Linked DNA regions of Homo sapiens: regions 1, 3 and 4 are each linked to region 2. Evidence: chromatin contacts called from ENCODE Hi-C or POLR2A ChIA-PET data. All regions are on one chromosome and are shown on one strand. Each heading gives the region's core, a stretch centred on a gene start or an enhancer-like site at or near the end of the contact. The rest is flanking DNA. Distances are from core to core; before and after follow the strand shown. Region 1 overlaps LINC01619 (long intergenic non-protein coding RNA 1619). Region 2 has its middle 96 kb from the start of LINC02404. Region 3 has its middle 64 kb from the start of BTG1-DT. Region 4 overlaps LINC01619 (long intergenic non-protein coding RNA 1619).

Evidence for each region. A loop is a pair of places that touch in the nucleus more often than their neighbours do. ChIA-PET counts read pairs that join two places held with the same protein, here RNA polymerase II (POLR2A). Pooled maps may share reads with other maps.
Region 1: a loop to region 2 is called in a pooled map, with 3 times the contacts of the local background. The contact joins two enhancer-like sites. A Hi-C loop is called at or near these places in 2 of 37 single-sample maps with no recorded cell type and 6 of 50 pooled maps. POLR2A ChIA-PET finds 5 or more read pairs at or near these places in 1 of 52 experiments (activated naive CD4-positive, alpha-beta T cell).
Region 3: a pooled map shows a loop between it and region 2 (5-fold over the local background). The contact joins two enhancer-like sites. A Hi-C loop is called at or near these places in 1 of 37 single-sample maps with no recorded cell type and 8 of 50 pooled maps. POLR2A ChIA-PET finds 5 or more read pairs at or near these places in 2 of 52 experiments (AG04450 and PC-9).
Region 4: a loop to region 2 is called in a map of PC-9, with 13 times the contacts of the local background. The contact joins two enhancer-like sites. A Hi-C loop is called at or near these places in 1 of 168 maps with a recorded cell type or tissue (PC-9), 1 of 37 single-sample maps with no recorded cell type and 8 of 50 pooled maps. POLR2A ChIA-PET finds 5 or more read pairs at or near these places in 2 of 52 experiments (MCF 10A and naive thymus-derived CD8-positive, alpha-beta T cell).

What each region holds. Positions count from the first base shown.
Region 1 is chr12:92,054,740-92,057,620 of GRCh38, forward strand. The region is part of intron 1 of LINC01619 (long intergenic non-protein coding RNA 1619); the gene reads right to left. Among named protein-coding and RNA genes, the nearest start is that of LINC01619, 87 kb to the right of the region's middle. Within about 2 kb of position 1,317, at least 3 of the 41 ENCODE cell types and tissues checked have a DNase peak (open chromatin) inside an H3K27ac peak, as active enhancers do.
Region 2 is chr12:91,777,758-91,780,816 of GRCh38, forward strand. No RefSeq gene overlaps it. Among named protein-coding and RNA genes, the nearest start is that of LINC02404, 96 kb to the right of the region's middle. RefSeq lists an enhancer at 567-1,766. Within about 2 kb of position 1,359, at least 14 of the 41 ENCODE cell types and tissues checked have a DNase peak (open chromatin) inside an H3K27ac peak, as active enhancers do; they include PC-9, where a contact is called at or near this core.
Region 3 is chr12:92,208,691-92,211,574 of GRCh38, forward strand. No RefSeq gene overlaps it. Among named protein-coding and RNA genes, the nearest start is that of BTG1-DT, 64 kb to the left of the region's middle. RefSeq lists an enhancer at 354-443. Within about 2 kb of position 1,586, at least 3 of the 41 ENCODE cell types and tissues checked have a DNase peak (open chromatin) inside an H3K27ac peak, as active enhancers do.
Region 4 is chr12:92,076,729-92,079,756 of GRCh38, forward strand. All of the region lies in intron 1 of LINC01619 (long intergenic non-protein coding RNA 1619), which reads right to left. Among named protein-coding and RNA genes, the nearest start is that of LINC01619, 65 kb to the right of the region's middle. RefSeq lists enhancers at 957-2,156, 1,505-1,799. Within about 2 kb of position 1,528, at least 9 of the 41 ENCODE cell types and tissues checked have a DNase peak (open chromatin) inside an H3K27ac peak, as active enhancers do; they include PC-9, where a contact is called at or near this core.

The DNA of each region.
Region 1 (2,881 bases), core at 67-2,566, 280 kb after region 2:
TTAGCCGGGTGTGGTGGTACACACCTGTAGTCAGTCCTAGCTATTCATGAGGCAGAGATGGGAGGATAGCTTGTGACCAGGAGTTAAAGGTTATAGGGAGCTGTGACTGTGCCACTGCACTGGGTGACAGAGCAAGACCATTTATCTAAAAAGTAAATACATGAATTTTCTTTTTTGACTAAATTAGCTCTTAATTGGTTTCTGTTACTTATAGCCAAAGAACTCTGACTGATAGATGTCTTTATTTTCTATCTTTCTACATTAAACGTGTTTTGTCTTTATATTCAAAATAAATAAGGAAATGAAAAATTAAAGATCCAGTCCTAAAATAGTAAAATATATGGTCAGAAATGCATGTGACTATAAGAAACCTGGATTAGATGTGTAGCTTAATCTCTACTAATCCATGACTGTTTCTGGTAAGTCACCCCACTCTGTGTTGTCATTCCATACTAACAGCAGATCAATGGCATTACCTTCATATACAGACAGGAAATATTTTGATCTGTGTTTCTAATAAGTTTGTGGCCAACAAGACCCTATCAAAGCAAGGCGTGGCTTATACTGGAAAATAAATGCATTCATTTGGTCAAGTGATCCATTTGTTGAATGCTTTCTTCACTCCATTCAGTGGGTATACAAAAATAAATGGTACCCAGTTTCTGTTCCTGAGAAATTCCTCACCATATTTTGAAGCAAATGCACAGCAGATAAATTGCAAAAAGATGTGGTAAGTGCTATTACAGAGATATGAACATAAAGCAGAAAGGAAAGAACCGTCAGTTTAAAGATTCTAAATACAAGAAAGAAAATAACAAAAGCCTCAGCATTAACTGTTTTAACTAAAAAGTATGTTATAGCCAACAGTGAATATATGCTTATTTGCAAAAAGGAAGATCAAGCTGATGAGAAAGCATGCGAAGTTTGCTATTATCCTTTCAGTGGCAAAAGCATATTAAAGGCTATGATTTTCATTTCTTTTAAAAAGTGCATCTAATAAGTTAAAGATAAAACTTTAATTTTTAGTATTAAATCCCTTTAAAACATTGTAATGACCTTGCCATCAACCTATTTTAATAAAAGAAATTCACCATCAGCATCCCCTCCTACTCAACTTATTTAGTATTTATTTATTTCCAAAATCCAATCCCCATTTTCTCAGTACCCAGAGTACTGAAGTAATGAAGTCCCACTGAAGGACCCACCTAGATTCTGTCTCTTCACCAAGTGTAGGGTAAAATGGGTGGAGTTCTCCTAAACGTATCTTTACATCATTCTACGCCTATTATGGGTTTCTTTCTCACAAGACATGATCTGATACCTGCCTACACCAGAATATTGACAGAGGCGGTGACTCACTCTGCCACCACTTCCAGGTAACATGTTTACATTTAGACTGAAGCCTTCTACAGAAAATATCTTAACTGAAAGAAAGAATAATGACCCTGTTCGTGGAAGTTTTGAATATGATAGACCAAAAACAAAATAAAACATCAAAAAATCTAGACCCAGAGAGTCTAACTCAGTAATTCTGATGAGAGGTCTTAGAAAAATAAATCCATCTGTATAAAAATTTTTAATATTCTCCTTTCTTAGAAGATACTAATATTGGGAAAGAAGTTTGGATATTTAAGGAATGATTAAATAAATAAACATTTCATCTTACCCCGAAATAGCCAAATAAGCTCCAAGCAAAAATCTAGCCCAGGAACATACACACAGAGATGCTTCCGGGACAGGCCACATGTGAAGCTGTTTATGTCTTATGACCTCTACTTTCCCTGTCTCTGCCCTTCCAGGGTCAACTCCAATCCTCACAGGAGCAATTTAGAAATAATGACAGAGGATGAACTTTTTTTTTTCTGAACTAGTTTTTTTTGTTGTTGTTTATTTCTTAAAAAAAAAAGGGATACATGTGCAGAACTTGCAAGTTTGTTACACAGGTATACATGTGCCATAGTGGTTTGCTGCACCTATTGACCCGTCCTCTAAGTTCCCGCCCCTCATCCTTCATCCCTCAACAGACCCTGGTGTGTGTTGTTCCTTTCTCTGTGTCCATGTGTTCTCATCATTCAGCTCCCACTTATGAGTGAGAACATGCAGTATTTGGTTTTCTGTTCCTGTGTTGGTTTGCTGAGGTTGACGGCTTCCAGCTTCATCCATGTCCTGCAAAGAACATGATCTCATTCCTTTTTATGGCTGCATAGTATTCCATGGTGTACATGAACCACATTTTCTTTATCCAGTCTGTCATTGATGGGCATTTTGGTGGGTTCCATGTCTTTGCTATTTTAAATAGTGCTGCAATAAACATATGTGTGCATGTGTCTTTACAGTAGAATGATTTATATTCTTTTGGGTATAAACCCAGTAATGGGATTGCTGGGTCAAATGGTATTTCTGGTTCTAGATCCTTGAGAAATCGCCATACTGTCTTCCACAATGGTTGAATTAATTTACATTCCCACAAACAGTGTAAAGTGTTCCTATTTCTCCACAGCCTTGCCAACATCTATTGTTTCCTGACTTCTTAAAAATCACCATTCTAACTTGCAATCAGATGGTGTCTCATTGTGGTTTTGATTTGGATTTCAAAATGATCAGTGATGTCGAGCTTTTTCTCATATGTTTGTTGGCCGTGTAAATGTCTTCTTATGAGAAGTGTCTGTTAATATCCTTTGCCCACTTTTACATGGGGTGGCTGGCCATATTACCTGAAGTAATTTATAGATTCAATGCTATTCTCATCAAACTACCACTGACATTCTTCACAGAATTAGAAAAAAACTATTTTAAATTTCATATGGAATTAGAGAAGATCCCACATAGCCAAGACAATCCTAAGCAAAAAAACAAAGCTGGAGGCATCATGCTACCTTAC
Region 2 (3,059 bases), core at 109-2,608:
CCAACGTCCCCACTCCAACTTGCTCAGGACATGAATCATCCCTTGTCCAGGTATCCATCTTGTACTCACCACATGCCTATTAGTCACTAGTCACTGTCTTGGTGATCAGATTGACTGTTGAAGTATCTCAGTGCTTATGTTCAAGTAACTCTTATTTTACTTTTATTACAATAGATCAATTTTATTACTAGTTAATGCTGTTGATCTCTCACTGTGCCTAATTTATAAATTCAATTTTATCGTAGATAGGTAGGAAAAAAGTAGTATATATAGAATTTGGTACTATTCAAGGTTTCAGGCATCCGCTGGAGGTCTTGAAACATACCTTCTAAGGACAGGGGGAATAATGTATATGCAAATCACACGGGAATATTTTAAAATGTACTTTGTGAATAGGGAGAACTGGGGTGCAGCCCTACATACTGCATTTATAATCAGTTCCCACTTAATGCTGATGTTATTGTTTCAAAAAACACCTTTTGAGTAGCAAAAGCCCAGATGACAATTTCTTATTTGCATTAGCCTATTTCCTCCTCAGTTGAATTTCAATTTGATTTCTCAAAGGGCAAAAGGGGAAGAACTTATACACATATGTTTCATAGTTTAAAACCTAAGTCTGGTCACATTTTTACTCAATGATATTAAGTATAGATTTCAAGTTTGCATACAGTAGCATTTACTATAAAATAGGAGAATGTTACTTTTTAGGAATAATCTAAGGACAGGTGTAGATGTTATTTTTTAATGAGGTTCAAATTTAGCACTGTAATGAACCTCACTGAAAAAGTAAAGCAGGAAATGGCAGATTTGTTTTGATAGAAACCAAGAATTTTAAGTGTGTGTTGGCTTTACACTGTCTTTGAAACTGTGCTATGAAAACACAGGATCCAGGAAATGAGCCCAGCCAAGTGATTCCACTCTCTAAAGATGTCAAAGTCGGTTCTCTGCAATATCCAAATGTTCCTCTTTTGGAAGTGAAATGAGGAAAGGCCTATATAATTTCTAGCTGAGTAAACGAAGAGTGCTTTATTCTCTTATAAATCAGTTACAGTCCCTTAAATAAAAGCATGCTTCCTCCTGAAAGCAGCTGAAAGTTTCATCTCTTTAGAAGAGGCTTTGTTTTCTCTGAAAATGGGCAGGGGGACTAATTAAATTAATTTTTCTTTGTTCCTTTAAGAAAAATAAACTTAAAGAAACGGAGTATCTGGGTGTGTATGTGGAAGAAAGTGACTAGCTCTGATGACCAGGCACGTCACAGTTTCTTGTTTTGACTCAAGAATGATAAAACAGTAATGGCTTTGACCCATTGCCCTGCTGATGTGCTGATATGAGTTTGCCATTGGTCACTGGAAGATCAAGGTCTGCCTTTCTGCTGACCAAGCATTCTCCTAACTATTAGTCACTGTCTTCACTTAGAGCTCTCTTTCATGACTCAGTGCAGCTCTCACATTTGGGCTGGGCAAAACGGAAGTTCTTACTTAATTCAACCTGCTGCAATAAAAATTGAAACAAACACGTCGCATTCTCCTTTTTCTTAAAAATTTTGGTAACATCACTGTGACTAGAGCAGTTAGAGAAACTCTAAAGCAGAAAATAAGAAAATCATTGCTTAATGTGGGATTTCGATGTGGCAGAGTGAGAGTTTTTACGGCTATACTGACACAGAAGCATTTGCCTTTGAAAATGGGTAAACTGAGCTTAACATTTTCATGAGGCAAATTAGATGTAATATCTCAATATCTCATAATTTTCCTCTCAGAGAACATCTGTTTTCTGAAGGAAAGCTGGCAAACCGTGTTGCAATTAGAAGCTGAGACCATTTATAGTGAAGTGAACCTCAGATTACTGAGGTTGACACTCTAAAGCAGGGATTCTTTACCTAGGAATCATGCCTATATTATTACACTCTGAAATCATGTAGGACACTGGTGTAATTTACTAGGAGAGGGGACATTAATTTTCATCTTTGTCCAATGGTTCTGTGATTCTCCAAATAGGTGAATAACCATTTCACTAGTGTCTATCAGCATTTAAAACATTCATGACTTTGAGCTAAATATCCTGTTTCCAGGGATTAATCCTACACAAATATTTATCCTGGTGAACAAGATATTTTAAAATATTATGGCATGTTTATATTATGGAAAACTCTAGTAAGATTAAAAATAATAAAGCTCACTTGGGAAACTGTCTAAGATGTATTAACTTAAGAGTAATTTGTTCATCAGATAATCAATTAAGCATCAACAATGTCAGGCACTGTGTTTGCTACTAGGAATAAAAGTAAACAAATACTGACCTTTTTTATTTTTATGATACTTGAAGTCTACAAGAGATCAATATGTATTTATAATATGTAAATAAAAATATGGGTTAGTGATTGCTTGCAGGTGTTTATTTACATATACTTATCAAAACTCTGGAAGCATATATATCAAGAAGTAAGATTTTAAAATCTGAGACTTGAAAAGGAGATGAGGAGAGATTTTTAGTTTTTTCTTCTATTTTGTTTGATTTTATTAAATACAATATATTACTTTTGTAATACCTCAATGCTTATTTTAACCATTTATTAAAACTCTGGGCTGAGGTAGGGAAATGTACAACATTAAACTGAGTGTTGGCTCTGGTTGTTGCAGTCTTCACAGTAAAAAAACAACACATAAGTTTTGGGTTTTTTTTTTTTTTAATGAGTTTTTGACTGATCTTAAACAACCGGCTAAATTACGTTTTGTATTTAAGATAATTTTGTCCACTAGATCACTATTCTGTTCTTGTACACACAAACCCTCTGGTCTTCAAGAATGTGGCTGACATATCAGATAGTTTATGAATCCACAGTGTCATTTGGTGTGCAAAACACTGACCTTAACCCTTAAAGAATAATCAATTATTGGGGTTAAATCTGCAAGTGTTTTATTTAGTATCTAACCACCAACTATATGCCCTTGAAGAACTTTTCTGGTATTATTTTTTTACTCTCCAAAAGCTCAGGCCTTGATACTTGAGTATTATTTATGTCATATTTTACTTATGTAAGTCTTTGTGTGAAGGCCTCC
Region 3 (2,884 bases), core at 336-2,835, 430 kb after region 2:
TAGAGTGATTACTATCACAGAAATCTGCAATCAGAATGTGTTAAGTTTGCGTTTGGACTTTGCCACATTTGTCTTTGTGCCTTGTCAGTCAGCTTCTCTGAATCACAGTTTCCTGTCTGTGGGGAGAGGATAAGAATAGCACATGCTTTATAGAGCTGTTGAAGGATTAAGCAAAACAATACCAGTAAGGAGCTTAGCACACAAATATAAGTGTGCTTCAGATACTTGGGGACCGTGTATAAAGTTTATATCCCAGCCGGGTGCAGTGGTTTATGCCCATAATCTCAGCACTTTGGGAGGTTGAGGTGGGAGGATTACTTGAGCCCAGGAGTTCGAGGTCAGCCTGGGCAACAAGATTCTGTCTCTACAAAATATAAAAAATTAACTGGGTGTCGTTGTGTGCACCTGTAGTCCCAGCTACTCGAGAGGCTGAGGTTGGGGGATCGCTTGTGCCTGGGAGTTTAAGGGTGCAGTGGGCCATGATCGCACCACTCACTATGGCATGGGCATGGGTGACAGCAAGACACTGTCTCAATAAATAAGTAAATAATACAAAATGCAATAAAAGCTGCCTAGAATGCATTTTTTTTTAAAGTCTGCATTCCTAGGCTTCACTTGTGAAGATTCAATTCAGGAGGTCTGGGGTGGGGCCTGAGAATCTGTTTTTGAAACATGTTTTCCAGAAGTTTTTTTTTTGTTTTGTTTTTTTGAGACAGGGTCTCACTGTGTCACCCAGGCTCAAGTGCAGTGAAGTGATCTTGGCTCACTGCAACCTCTGCCTCCTGGGCTCAAGCGATCCTCCCACCTCAGCCTCCTGAGTAGCTGGGTCTACAGGTAGGAGCCACCATGCCTGGCTAATTTTTGTACTTTTTGTAGAGATGGGATTTTGCCATGTTAGCCAGGCTAGTCTTGAACTCCTGGCCTCAAGTGATCCACCCACCTTGGCCTCCCAAAGTGCTGGGATTACAGGTGTGAGCCACTGCACCCGGCCAGAAACATGCTTCCCAGAGGATTCAGATGCAAGTGATCCACAGGGCCAAGTATTGAGGGAAATGTTTAGCAACTTCTCTTGTTCACTTCATGTTCACGCCCCCATCCCATTCTGCTTCCTTCCTTCCACCCTCTCTTCACTATCTGTATCATCCTCAGGAAGGGCTGCTGGGCCTTGCTGCTCTGCATTTCTCTGGCTCCAGGTGCTCCACTCAACCAGCCCTATGCCTAAATTTGTTCTCCAGCTTGTCCGCAGGACTCCAGTTTTAGACTTTGATCCTAAATTAACAATACCTCTGAGTGGACATATTACTTACTTCATGCTCAGAACTGCTTTTGAATGATTAGGTTTTCTCTCCTTTGCAGATCTGTTATTGCCCTCCCTTGATCCCATTTTAAAACAGTGTTCTGCAAGTCAACCTGGCTATGGCCTAAACTCATATTTCGGATGGAGTCCGACCATCATTTAGATGGTAGAAACTAGAATAGACCACTGAGTGTGGGTAAATGGTTTTTACTGCTATTGTCAGAGGATAGTTGATGGAGCAACTGATATCTGGTGCACAGGTGCTCTGAGAAGGTTATTATGGTTTCTGAACATGTGGCTCTTTCCTTTGAAAGTACTGTGCCCTAGAAATAGTAAGTTCAAAGTTTTTTGAAAACCAGTGTGATTCATATCCCGCCTCACAATATATAGTCACTAATATAACAGACGACTTTGCAAAAGATTTCTCAACTGCCTACTTACTCCCCCATGTGCCTACACACACATATACAACAGCAACAAACCCTTACTAATTTGAGTGAATTTTATTTCTGAAGAAAGAAAGCTATAAATGAGCCTGAGCAACATAGCAAGACTCTATCTCTGCAAAAAATACAAAAATGAGCTCTCCGTAGTGGTGTGCACCTATAGTCCCAGCTACTCAGAAGGCTGAGGCAGGGGGATCACTTGAGCCCAGGAGTTCATGGGTGCAGGGTGCAGTGAGCTATGATTGTATCACTGTACTCCAGCCTAGGTGACAAAGCAAGATCCTGCCTCAAAGAAATAAAAAAAATAAAGCTACAAAATAAATATTGAAAGCCTGAATATCACCAGTTTAAACCCCAGGATTTCTTAAGAATATTTTTTTGACCTGTCAAGAATTCAGTGGTGTCTAGTAATTTTCATTTTGTACCAGTAATTAGCTTAGTAGTTAACAAAACCAGACTCTGAATCTTTTCGAGTAGCCTCAAATTGCCCTTTGACACCTCAATTACTGGAGGAATAAAAGGTGTCATTTCTGAAGACGTGAAGAGTATTAGAGTTCATTTCTGATCTAATTAAAAGTCACATTTTAATATCTTTTTTACAGTTCAAAATTTCTAGTCTAGCGCTACCTATGACCCTTGATTAACACTATTCTCAGAGTGTGATTTTTTCCTCAATATAAGCAAGAAATATCTAGCTTGATGAGAGTCTAAGATATTTTGCAAATGCTTTTAGTTTTTTTTCTATGTAAGGTAAAGGAAAAAGAAGAGTCATATTTATCTAATTTTCTTTCTTTTTTGGTAGAGACAGGGTCTTGCCATGTTGCCCAGGCTGATCTGGAACTCCTGAACCCAAGTGATCTGCTTGCCTCGGCCTCCCAAAGTGCTGGGAGTACAGGCGTGAGCCACTGCATCTGGTCCAATATTTGGCTTATTTTATATCTAGTCCTACATACTGACATTTCTTTAGTTTAAGAAATTGAAGCCCTGACTATACATACAAACTATTTTGATTGAAATTCACTTAAGCCGAAATAGTTGCATTTGGTTGATTTTTATATTTTATTATTCCTTTTTGGCACAAAATGTAGTTGTTCAACTTTTTTATTTTTTTCACTTCTTAGCAGCATGTTGAATTTTAAGA
Region 4 (3,028 bases), core at 278-2,777, 300 kb after region 2:
GAATTTGTGGGACAGGGTATGCTAATGTTGATGATCTCCACCCAAATCTTCTGATAGTTACCAGTCTTGATTTCAGTAAGCAAGACTTGGCAGCAGGAAATAATAATAATGTTTAATGTTTATTGAGTGATCGTGGTATGCTAGACCCTGTTAATAATCAAATACATCACTTCACAGTTTCCTCAAAATAACTTTGGGAGGTAGGGACTATTATTATCTTCATTTTACAGATAAGGAAATGGAGACACAGAATGCTAACCAACTTGCTCAAGGCCTCACACACAGACATTTAGTCACACCTCTGATAAGTCAGGAGCCAGGATTTGAGCCCCAATAATGGATCCAGAAGACTAACAATCTCCAGAAACGGAACCCATTCTGTACTCTGACAACACCGGACACTGATGTGAAAGATTAAATCTATGCTGGTAAGAAGAACTACAAGAGCTTTGATTCAACATTTTATGCAGGCCTAGATAATTATTTGTTGTAGGGAGACTGTTCTGTGTGCTATCACATGGTTAATGGTGTCTCTCTGGTCTCTACTCACTAGATGTCTCATATCCCAAGTTGTGACAATCATAGGTGTCTTCAGACATTACCAATGTCTTCTTGGGGGAAGGAGACAGAGGAGCAAAATCACTCCCAGTTGAGAATCAGTGACTTAATGTACTACAATAAAACTCATTATTCCACAGTGTAGCACTTTTTTCAAAGCCCAGTGAAATTATGGTATCATTTCTCAAAGTTATTTACAGAAGTTCCTCAAATACTTTTATTCAGCATTTCCATGGGGACTTGTTTGCAGCTACCCCTAAAGATGAGATTGTTCTAGAAGTGGGTAGAGACTGAGAGGGGAGGTAAAATAGCAAAAATGACAAAAGAAGACATGAGGTGTTTAATCACCCTCTTTTTCTTAGGTCAGGGCTATGCTGCCTAGGGCCCTTGTGTTTCCCTAGATTTGAAACATCAACAGACTGCAGGGCCCTCTGGGCATATCACAGCTTCTGCCATGGCTCCTAGAAGCCTTTGAAGCTGACAAAAAAAGGATGGAAGCCACTCTCATCTGCACATGCTATTTTTGCATATGATGCTCCCTCTGCCTGGAACACTTCACTTCCACCTTCCCTTCATCACTTTCAGTGGTAACCCCCAGGCCTATTTCCTTGGTAAACGTTACCTTCAGAAATAATCATGTTTGTTCATTGACTTATCTGCTGAATGTCTGACTTCTTCACCACTCCCCAGTTATCGCTAGAACGGAAGCTCAATGGAGCAGTGACCCATAACTCTATTTCTAATTCCTAGAGAAAAACATGACTGATGCATAATATATGTTCAATAAATATGTGTTGAATTAATTCACTAATCCTAGACCCTACCTTATACTATTTAAGCTTTTTACATGTCTCTCTCTGAACCACAGACAAACCATTCATGAAATGATCTTTATGGGGAAGGCATGACAAGAGTCAAAAGGAAGAGTCTTAAGAGATGAGTCGCTGAACATCATACTATTGTAAGCCTGAAGGGGTGGTTTGGTTTAGGCAGCCCAGTAACCCTGGAAAAGACTTGCAGACAAACTGTTGTCTGTGTACCAAGATCTTCCTATCCTAGTGTGGGAACATTAGTCTCTATGTGACTCAGCAACTTTTTGCTCCTACTGTGCACTCCACCCTTGTTATTCCTTCTTGTGAAGATATCTTGGGACTTTGCCCAACTGACTCCGTGCTCACACTTCATTGTTTTGTCCTCTCTTCTTTCTCATTCAGGAGCTCTCTTGGGAATAGAAGATTTCATGTGGGATGAAGAGAAACACAAATGTAATAGAAAAACAAAACTGGGAAAGGAAAAAAATGTTTTTGAGTGAAACTATGAAGTGACTATAGGTTGATTCATCAGTAGAAACATATGGAAACACTTATCTCAAAATTCAGTAGTTATGAAACTTGAAACCCGCTTCAATATTTTATTCAGAGTTATGTATTTGACCTTCAGGAATTCCATGTTAAGTTTCTGCTCAAAGACCAAGGAAACATCTAATTGATTGATCAAAAGGTTCATAATTAGATCCATTTTTTTCCTGAATCCATATTGGAGAAACAAGAAATAGATGACCTAAAAAAAATCCTTGAGTGGATGTCTCACCAGCCAGGAAAATTCCAAATAAAGTTTGCTTTGTGTCCAAGGGCTGAAATGAGGTGACTGTAATAGAAGTGATAGCAGGGAGCAGGTTGCTATTCTGACCTTGGTCTGCTCAGACTGCTGTAAGCATGGCCATCATTATACAGAAGGTCCAGTCACATCACGTGGGCAGAAACTAGACATTAACTTCAAGTTTTCTTTCCAGTTTTTATTTCTAATATGCCATTCTTCTCCTGGTATAATGACATAATAGCACATGAATGGACTTTACTTGGCAAACCAATGATTCCAAAAATTATTTTCAAAAGTTACACAGTAACCATAACCACAGTGTTCCATCACCAGGACAATATAACTTCAAGTCTCTTTGGCAACTCCATGAGGGGAGGGGGAGGATGAAGGAGTAATCACCTTGTTCTGCAGTTTCCTAGTCAGGCACCTAATATTCTCATTCTACTCAGTCTGTCTGTCTCTCATTCTCTCTCTCTCTCTCTCTCTCTGTCTCCTCTCTCCTCTTCCTCTCTGATCAAATGAGTTACTCTTGCCTCCTCTAAGGTCTTTAGATTCTGTTGCGATCAGAAAACAGGCTTTGGAATCTCTGCTTCAGTACCTTCATCTGAATATTAAAAAAAGGAGCAAAGTACCAACTGTCAGCCTATGTTTATAAAGCAAACTATCTGAGAAAATAATAGAAGTTTATTGACATAGACAAAACAGGCTACATATAGTGGCTCTGATATATTAAATATTTTTATAGTGTACTCATATTTAAACATAGTCAACCAAAAGCCAAAGGTCTTATTAATTAAGCAAAAATCAGAAAGCATATTATTAAATTTTAGTGTGACAAACACCATAACACAGGAAGGTACCACAGGGATGA